Regions from separate parts of the Homo sapiens genome. Here region 1 is linked to region 2. The links are chromatin contacts, found by Hi-C or POLR2A ChIA-PET in ENCODE. All regions are on one chromosome and are shown on one strand. Each heading gives the region's core, a stretch centred on a gene start or an enhancer-like site at or near the end of the contact. The rest is flanking DNA. Distances are from core to core; before and after follow the strand shown. Region 1 overlaps ABLIM2 (actin binding LIM protein family member 2). Region 2 overlaps ABLIM2 (actin binding LIM protein family member 2).

Region 1 (4,388 bases), core at 406-2,905, 50 kb after region 2:
AGTGATAAGATGAAGCATAACTCTAGGTGCCTGTCTGCAAGGAGAGTGATGGGGCTCAGAACATGCCACCCCAAACAGGACTAGCAGGCCAGAATTTGCTGCCCCTGACATGCCCCTCTGGCATAAGGGTTATTTTGAGTTGATTACTGGGGGAAACAGCAGACTCAGAAAAGCATTGAAAACCAAGCAGAAGTGACCATTTTGTAAGGGGAACTGAGATCTCCAAAGGAAACCTCCAACTCTAACGGTGTCTCCTCTCTGCACCAGGAAGATGAGGATGACCGGAAGTCCCTGGGTCTCTTCTCAGTGGAGAAGGCACACAGCACTCCTCCCCCTTGCCTAAGGTGCCCCCTGTCCCCCGGCCCCCCCACTTGACATAACTATGCCTCCCCACACCTTTCTTCTTTGTTGTAGGGGATGCCGTTGTCTCAGCCTGAGGTCAAAACTGCCTCTTTGATGGCCGGGGCATGGTGGATCATACCTGTAATCTCAGCACTTTGGGAGGCCGAGGCGGGCAGATTGCCTGAGGTCAGGAGTTTGAGACTAGCCCGACCAACATGATGAAACCCCATCTGTACTAAAAATACAAAAAAAAATTAGCCGGGTATGGTGGTGCATGCCTGTAATCCCAGCTACTTGGAAGGCTGAGGCAGGAGAATTGCTTGAACCCAGGAGGTGGAGGTTGCAGTGAGCCAAGATCTTGCCACTGCACTTCCAGCCTGGGCAACAGAGCAAGACTCTGTTTCAAAAAAAAAAAAAAAAAAAAACCCCAAAAAACCCCAAAGCTGCCTCTTGGAGATCTGCCCCTGCGTGTCCTGTGTGTCCTCATTTCTCTGGGCCACCCTTTGCACGTACACAAGGTGCACATGTTAATAAGCTTCTGTTCATCCTTATCTTGTTAATCTGTCTTGTTACAGGGATCTGTCCCAACTAAGACCTATAAAAGGTAGAAAATTGTGTTTCTTCCCCTTATAAGAGTCGTTGTCTCCCTCCTCCCCTGCCACTGGATACCTGCATTGTGAAGGTATAAAGGGTAGCCGAATGCCGCCATCAGAAGCTTAATTTAATTGTGAAAATGAGAAGCTATGAGCTAAAAAGGGTTAATCTGGGAGGAGGAGAGACGACCAGTCCTCAAGTCTCGCCCTTTCTTCAGGTCTGGCAGCCCACAGGACGCCCCGCCTTTGTGATGACACTTATTTTTAATGGTGAGGGGGCCTGGGCCATTTCCCATGGGGCCTGTTAGAAGTCCGCTACATTTTCCTCCAAATCCTCCTTTCGTCAATGCTCTGTGGGGCTGGCTCTTCCCTTGCTCCTGGAAGAAAGCCTCGGCTGCTGCCAGTGACCCTCAGTACCTCATTACCAACCTCCTTTGTGGACAGAGGGGTTGCAGCAGGCTGGGGTGGCTGGGGCGGGAAACACCTAAAACTCCTAACTTGGACTCCCTGAGCTGGGGCGGCTTTCTAGAAGGGGCCTAAAGTGGCGACGGATGTGATCAGGCCGTATTTGTTTAAGCTTTGCTACTTGGAGCCAAATAGCCAGCACTTCTGGGTGCTGGTCTTTGGCTCGGCCCTTTTCCTTTCTTGCTGGTCTCGGGCTCGCTGAGATCATTGGACAGACAAGGCAGGCTGACGAGGCTGGCCTGGCACGTGCCACCGCCCTGCCCTGCCGGCTCCCCGCTGTGGCTGGGCTGCTCGTGACCTAGCGAGATGACACTGTCACCAACCTGTTCACACCCAGCATGTGTGTGGACATCGAAGAGGGTAGTTCCTTGCTCTAGGGGACCAAACAACACATTTTAATTTGTACCTTGAAGATACATCTCTTCGCCTTCTGCAAACATCTGGCCGCACCTGACACATAGCGCGCAGGAAGGGTGGTAGTGCTTCTCTCCGGCCTGTAAGAAAAGCACAAAGCAGAATGTTTCTACTAAAGCCAGAAAGGTCGGCTGGGTCCCAGCGCCCGGCATGGATACAGCATGCCCTGAGCACAGGTACTCAGGGGATACTGGAAGGGCCAGCCCCCACCATCGGGACCCAAGACCCCTGAGCAGAGCCCAGACCCGGGGGTGCCCCCGGGCTGTCCAAGGCGCCCTGTGGGGAGGCAGGGGGAGACCTGGCTGCACTTGCCCAGCCTGCAGGAGCCCAGCATGCAGCTCCCTGCCGGGGTAGTCCAGGAGGGGTCAGCCTCCTTTACCAGGCGGCATCCAGAGAGAGGTCTTGGTATTTCCAGAGGGAGCGGGAGGGACAGGAGGAGGAAGAAAAGGGGAGAGGGAGGGGAGGGAAAGATAATATGATTTCCCTAGGTGCAAGAATTAGGGGAGTGGGGTGAAAAAGGATGAATACTTTCCTTTTCACATCTCTGTATTGCTCAGTATGTTCAATGAGCATTTTGTTTTTATCATTCTTGAAGTTTATTAAATTAGACTACAAATGCTAATACTGAAATAACCCAAACAAACCACATTGCCTGGTTTGGCTTATTTTTGCCTGGAGCAAAAAAAAAAAAAATCACCCCGAAATGCTCCCTTTACCCCCACGTTCCAGCACACACTTCCTACCCTGAGGGCACGGCGGGTGCAGCCTATTGCTAAATGTGGATGCTAAATCCCCGTGGCTCATTCTTTCCTAAAACGGGAAGAAGTTTCCTAATCCCTACCTACATCTGAATTTATAATAACCAGTTTCCTGAATCAGTAAGTAAAGGGCTGAAATGTCATTTTGAGCATCCCGTTTTCCCTGTCCTGTGCCTTCCCTAGGATGAAAACAGCCCCGAGATGGCCCCTGTGTATTGGGAGGAAGAGCCCAGAGCAGGCTTTTCTCCTGCGCAGAGCCTGGTGTGGCCTCCTCTGCCAACCTCCGGGCCAGGTGATAAGGCCGTGAATCTTCCAGCAAAGGGGCTCTTCCCGCAGGGCCCAGGCCTCGGCACCAGCTGTCCCCTCCACTGGAGCAGCCCTCCCACACTCCCACCCCTGCCACCCTGACTGCTATCTCATCCCACCTGCCACCTCCACTCGGGAGCTTTCTCTGAACCCTTCCCCAATCTGGGCATTCACAGCCCCATTTCCACACTGTTCAGGGATTACTTGGGTGTATTCTTCCCCACTAGATGGCCAGTCTCTCAAGCGCAGGGCCTGGCACCTGGGCCACGTCAGGGAGTACCAGGTGCAGGGATCTCTCTGGATAGCAGGTCACACCACAGCATCTGGCCCCAGAATGTGGGTGAAACAATCATTTCGCTGATCACAATTATTCAAATGCCCAGTGGTCTGGGTAGCACTCTTTTTTTTTTTTTTTGAGACGGAGTCTCACTCTGTCGCCCTGGCTGGATGGAGTGCAGTGGCGCGATCTTGGATCACTGCAAGCTCTGCCCCCCAGGTTCACACCATTCTCCTGCCTCAGCCTCCGAGTAGCTGGGACTACAGACCCCCACCACCACGCCTGGCTAATTTTTTTGTATTTTTAGTAGAGACGGGGTTTCACTGTGTTAGCCAGGATGGTCTCGATCTCCTGACCTCGTGATCCGCCCGCCTCAGCCTCCCAAAGTGTTGGGATTACAGGCATGAGCCACCACGCCCGGCCTGGTCTGAGTAGCACTCTTAAGTGTAAATCAGAGATTGAGACAGCTCTGTATTTTTAAAAATAAAAGTCACCAGGTATCAACGTCACAGTTGTCAACTGCTGGCTCACTGCATTCATAATGAGTATTCCTGAGTTTGTGGCCTGTGACCTGTCCTCACACCTGCTTAAATCCAGGTGCCCCCACTTCACACTGACTTCCTCTAACAGCAGGAGTTCTGTGACAGCCACAGGGGACAGAAAGCAACCCTGCAGGGCAAACAAACCCTGCTGTCTACACAGCATGTCTACATGGCACGTCCACATGTGAATCAAGGGAGAACACTGCTGGGACAGCTTCTTTTTTTTGAGACAGAGTCTCGCTCTGTTGCCCAGGCTGGAGTGCAGTGGTGCAATCTCAGCTCACTGCAACCTCTGCCTCCCGGGTTCAAGTGATTCTCCTGCCTCAGCCTCCCGAGTAGCTGGGACTGCAGGCACACGCCACCACGCCCAGCTAATTTTTGTATTTTTAGTAGAGATGGGGTTTCACCATTGTTGGCCAGGATGGTCTCAATCTCTTGACCTTGTGATCTGCCCCCCTTGGCTTCCCAAAGTGCTGAGATTATAGGCGTGAGCCACCGTGTCCAGCCTTCTGGGACAGTTTCTAAGACGATGGGCTTGAGCCCTCCACAGCAGCAGTGGCTATGGTCTCCACAGCTCGGGCCAAGAAGCCTGTTACACACATTAACTTGTCAAGTCCTTGCAGCAGTGCTATGGGTATATTATTACTCTCACTGACCATAACAGGCACAGAGAGGTGGAAGAGCTTGAGCA
Region 2 (4,200 bases), core at 1,096-3,595:
CCCACAGGGCTCTGCACGGGGAGAATGAGGGCTGCTGCCCAAGTCCAGCCTCGGGCTCTCCCTATGCACAGCCCTGCTTTCCAGCCCTAGCACAGGTAAAGCCCAGCCTGCAGCCTCCTTTTGTCATGAATACGTTGTTGGAACACGGAGATGCCTGTTCGTGCCCTGGCTCCGGCTGCGTTCACAGAGTTCGGTAGCTGCATCGGAGATGGTTCAGCCCACAAAGCCAAAAGTACTTACTCTCTGGCCCTTTATGAAGAACGTCTGATGAACCTGTCCTAGAATAATGGATGCCCCAGGGATGCACTTTGATTTATTTCCCTTTCACGGTACACATCTCTTCAGTCACAGAACCATAACCAAGTCACACGGGCATATACCCAGGACCTCGGTAGGAGACGTGTGCATCCTAAATGTAGGAAGGAAACTGATGGAAGGGCCTCCTACCTTTGGCCTCGCAGGGCCCCTAAGGAACAGAATGTAAGAGGAAGATTCGAAGTCTCAATCGGAGAAGCCCTCACAAAAGCAATTTCTTTCTGAGCAAGGCTGTTCTCAGCCAGATCTGCTCCCTGGCATTACCTTCCTGTTATCCTGGTCCAAGCTTCCATCCTCCCCATCCGATCGCCTGGCAGCTGGAAGGGAAAAATCCATTTGTAAAGGCCACACACCATTGCTTGTGGGTTTCTGCCTCATGGTTTCCCATGTTACAGTTATGCTCAAAAATGAAAAATCAATCAAAGAGAAGGTCAGTAGTACGAGTGCCTTTCAAAGGGCAAGGAACAAGGTAAGCTGGAGGAGGTCCCCAGGGATCACGACCCAGGGAGCATCAGCAGCAGGGGTGTGAAGTGAGGCCTGATTTCAGTTCTAGCCAAACACCCACACAGAGTAATGTTTTCAGATGTAGCCACTTGGCCTTTTGATTTTGTTTTGTTTTTTGTTTTTTTGAGATGGAGTCTCGCTCTGTCACCCAGGCTGGAGTGCCATGGTGTGATCTCGGCTCACTGCAACTTCCGCCTCCCAGGTTCAAGCGATTCTCCTGCCTCAGCCACCCGGTAGCTGGGATTACAGGTGTGCATCACCATGCCTGGGTAAGTTTTATATTTTTGGAAGAGATGGGGTTTTGCCATGTTGGCCAGGCTGGTCTTGAACTCTTGATCTCAAGTAATCCACGTGCCTCAGCCTCCCAAACTGCTGGGATTACAGGCATGAGCCACCGCACCTGGCCCACTTGGCCTTTTGAGAACAAGCATTTTAAAAACCTCCCACGTAACACAAGGTCTCAGTCGTGGAGGCCTACGTGTCTGACTTGGGCGAGGGGCTCTGGATACGCCACTGACTACCCCGCCCACCCCCGCAGGAAGAAGCTTTGCACCATTTCACAGATCGGGAGACTGAGGCTCAGGGACATGGTATACCTCGCCCAAGGTCACGGGCAAGTGGGCGGTAGGGGCCAACATGAGCCCAGGCCTTCTGAGTCCAAAGTCCTTCCCTGTCTGCCACACCTGGCTAACTGCTGCTGGCAAACTGCAAAATGGTGACGAGTTCTGCTACTGGAAGACATCCACGAAGAGCAGTCAGGAAATGACAAAATTACAGAATGCAACCAGAAATGGACTCAATGAAATAGAACAAGCAAAAGTTCATTTTGCAACAGTTCCTTTACCAAGAATACCATCTGCAGCTGAGCAACGAGGCATCTGGATTTTCCATTTGCCTTTTTCTGGGGGGTTGTCACCCAGCTGGGCTGACATTTCCAGCGAAGAATGAGCAAATAAATCACACAAGGCCATGCTGACATTTCTCGGCATCCAACTTAGTAGGTAAACACCCACACCTTGTGTATCCCTTACAGAAACACTGACCCCATGCACTGAACAATTACACAAAAACCCGTCTCCGTCCCCAGCCCGCCACGAAGACCCAGGCCTCAGGAAGGACACGCCGAGGTGGGCTTCTTACCTGCAGCGGGCGGCGGGCTCGGGCCCGTCTGTCTTTTGCCGTACCCTGCCTCCTGCACCACCAAGGACAAGACTGATACCAGGCCAGAGAGCTTGGAAATTTGGGATTGGGCTACAGGACCTTGACAAGATAAGGCCAAAATTGAAGACTGAGCAGTTCCGTTCCGAATACACTAACATCTCGTTACTCTCAACGGCTACCTGTTTCTCCTTCTTCCAGGAGAGACAGTGATTTTCAGCGTGAAAATACAAAGCCCTGCTCTCCCCACTCACAGAGGCAAATCAACGCCAAGCCTGCTCAAGAAGCGCTTAATGGAGAGGCAGAGGGGGCAGGGAGCTCCGGGGGACGCATGCCCGCAGCTGGACTCTCCTGTTGCCCAGACAACAGCCGTCACCCGGCAGCGGAGCCCTTGAGTGTGCAGCCATACATCAGCGATGACTCTTGGCAGCTGCCCAGCAAGTCCCAGGGAGAAGGCAGGCTAGGGGCTGCTTGGAGCTCTAAGAGCACAACCATTGTCCAAGCCAGAGAAGGGCCCTGGGGCTGAGTTGGCTGGCAAAAATAAGTGCATCGTTTCCTGAAAAGCCAGGAGGTTGGAAAGTGGATCACCACTCTTGGAATAATCTGCACGTGCATGGACAATTAAGTCGTCGCTCCAGCTGAAGGGCCCTTGGGGACCTGAAATCCCAGCCCTTGGAATTCAGGCCTGGGTCCCCAGAGGTCAGCCTGGCTTCAGGGACTTTCCTTGGCCATGGAAGATGGGTTGACTGACACATTCTGGCTGAAAAGCCATCTCAGGTCTCAAAAACAGCCTCCGCCATCTGAGAGAGGGATGCTCTGCCAAGATTTACCAAGTTTCCTTTGCAAACACTGCCAGCTCCTCCAGATGTGCACAGTTTAACCAGACTTGTACCAACGGCTTTTTTAAAAACCAGTTTGCTAGCCCACAGAACAGATGACCGAGTCTCTTGAGAACTAGGAGCTTGGGTAGGAAAAGACAGGAAACTGGCACTTCGGATTATTGGTGGCTTGCTTCCATAACAGCTCTGAGCCTCAGTTTCCTCATCTGTAAAATGGGCAAAGGATGCCCACCCCTCCACGTTGTGAGGATCACATGAGATAACCTGCATGGATGCTGGAACATAATAGGAAACTCAGCTTACAGGTTTGAAAAATTAGGAATAAACAAGAGGCTAACTTTGAGGCTAATTTGCAGCATGCTGCTTTGGGATGTCAGAAAAAGATCAACTCAGGACAATCAGAGAAAGAGAGTTTAATATGTCTTTTGTATCACACAGGCAGCTCCTTCTGAGTTCTGGAATGCATTTGCCAGTGAGGAACCCTCTTGGGAAAGGCTGGCTTTCTACTCCCTGTATTCCTTGGGAAATCTTTGGTTGGAGGCATCTGAATGAAAGTAAGAGGTCTCAAATTTTTTTTTCTGGATACAGAACTGGCCTGCCTTTCCTCCTTCCCAAACCCCATCTTATAATTCATTCATATCTGAACATCCATGCCAGCCTGTGTGCATCCCTTACTGCTTTATTCCTTTCCATATACTTATTCATTCACCCTTTTACCTACTTATCCATGCACCCACTCCTTTAACTATCTGTCCATTCATCCAGCCAGCCAGCCATCCACCCATCCATCCAGCCACCACCCATCATCCATCTGCCCATCCATCCACCCATCCTTCACCCATCCATCCATCCATCCACCCACCCACTCATCCACCCATCTATTCATCTAACTACTCATCCATCCATCTACCCATTCACCCGCCTATACATCCATCTGTCCATTCATCCAGCCAGCCAGGCACCCATCCACTGATCCATCCACCCACCACCCATCCATCTAACCATCCATCCACCCATCCTTCACCCATCCATCCATCCATCCACCCACCCATCCACCCATCTATTCATCTATCTACCCATCTGTCCATCTACCCATCCACCCACCTATACATCCATCTGTCCATTCATACATTCATCTACCCGCCCACCCATCAACCCACCCATTCGTTCATTTACCCATTGATCCATCCATCCTTCACTCATCCATCCATCCATCCATCTACCCACCCACCCATCCACCCATCTATTAATCCATCCATCTACCCACTCACCCATCTATCCACTGCCCATCCATCCACCCATTCTTCACCCATCCATCGAGCCAGCCACCCAACCATCCATCTACCCATCCATCCACCCACCACCCATCCATCCATCTATCCAT

Evidence for each region. A loop is a pair of places that touch in the nucleus more often than their neighbours do. ChIA-PET counts read pairs that join two places held with the same protein, here RNA polymerase II (POLR2A).
Region 1: a map of DLD1 shows a loop between it and region 2 (8-fold over the local background). The contact joins two enhancer-like sites. A Hi-C loop is called at or near these places in 1 of 168 maps with a recorded cell type or tissue (DLD1). POLR2A ChIA-PET finds 5 or more read pairs at or near these places in 4 of 52 experiments (A673, H1, OCI-LY7 and 1 more).

Annotation. Positions count from the first base shown.
Region 1 is chr4:8,059,161-8,063,548 of GRCh38, forward strand. ABLIM2 (actin binding LIM protein family member 2) reads right to left here. Exons shown (of 21, transcript NM_001130083.2): 7 at 1,807-1,894. Among named protein-coding and RNA genes, the nearest start is that of MIR95, 56 kb to the left of the region's middle. RefSeq lists an enhancer at 1,150-1,877. Within about 2 kb of position 1,656, at least 3 of the 41 ENCODE cell types and tissues checked have a DNase peak (open chromatin) inside an H3K27ac peak, as active enhancers do.
Region 2 is chr4:8,008,471-8,012,670 of GRCh38, forward strand. It overlaps ABLIM2 (actin binding LIM protein family member 2), which reads right to left. Exons shown (of 21, transcript NM_001130083.2): 15 at 580-632. Among named protein-coding and RNA genes, the nearest start is that of MIR95, 5.2 kb to the left of the region's middle. Within about 2 kb of position 2,346, at least 4 of the 41 ENCODE cell types and tissues checked have a DNase peak (open chromatin) inside an H3K27ac peak, as active enhancers do.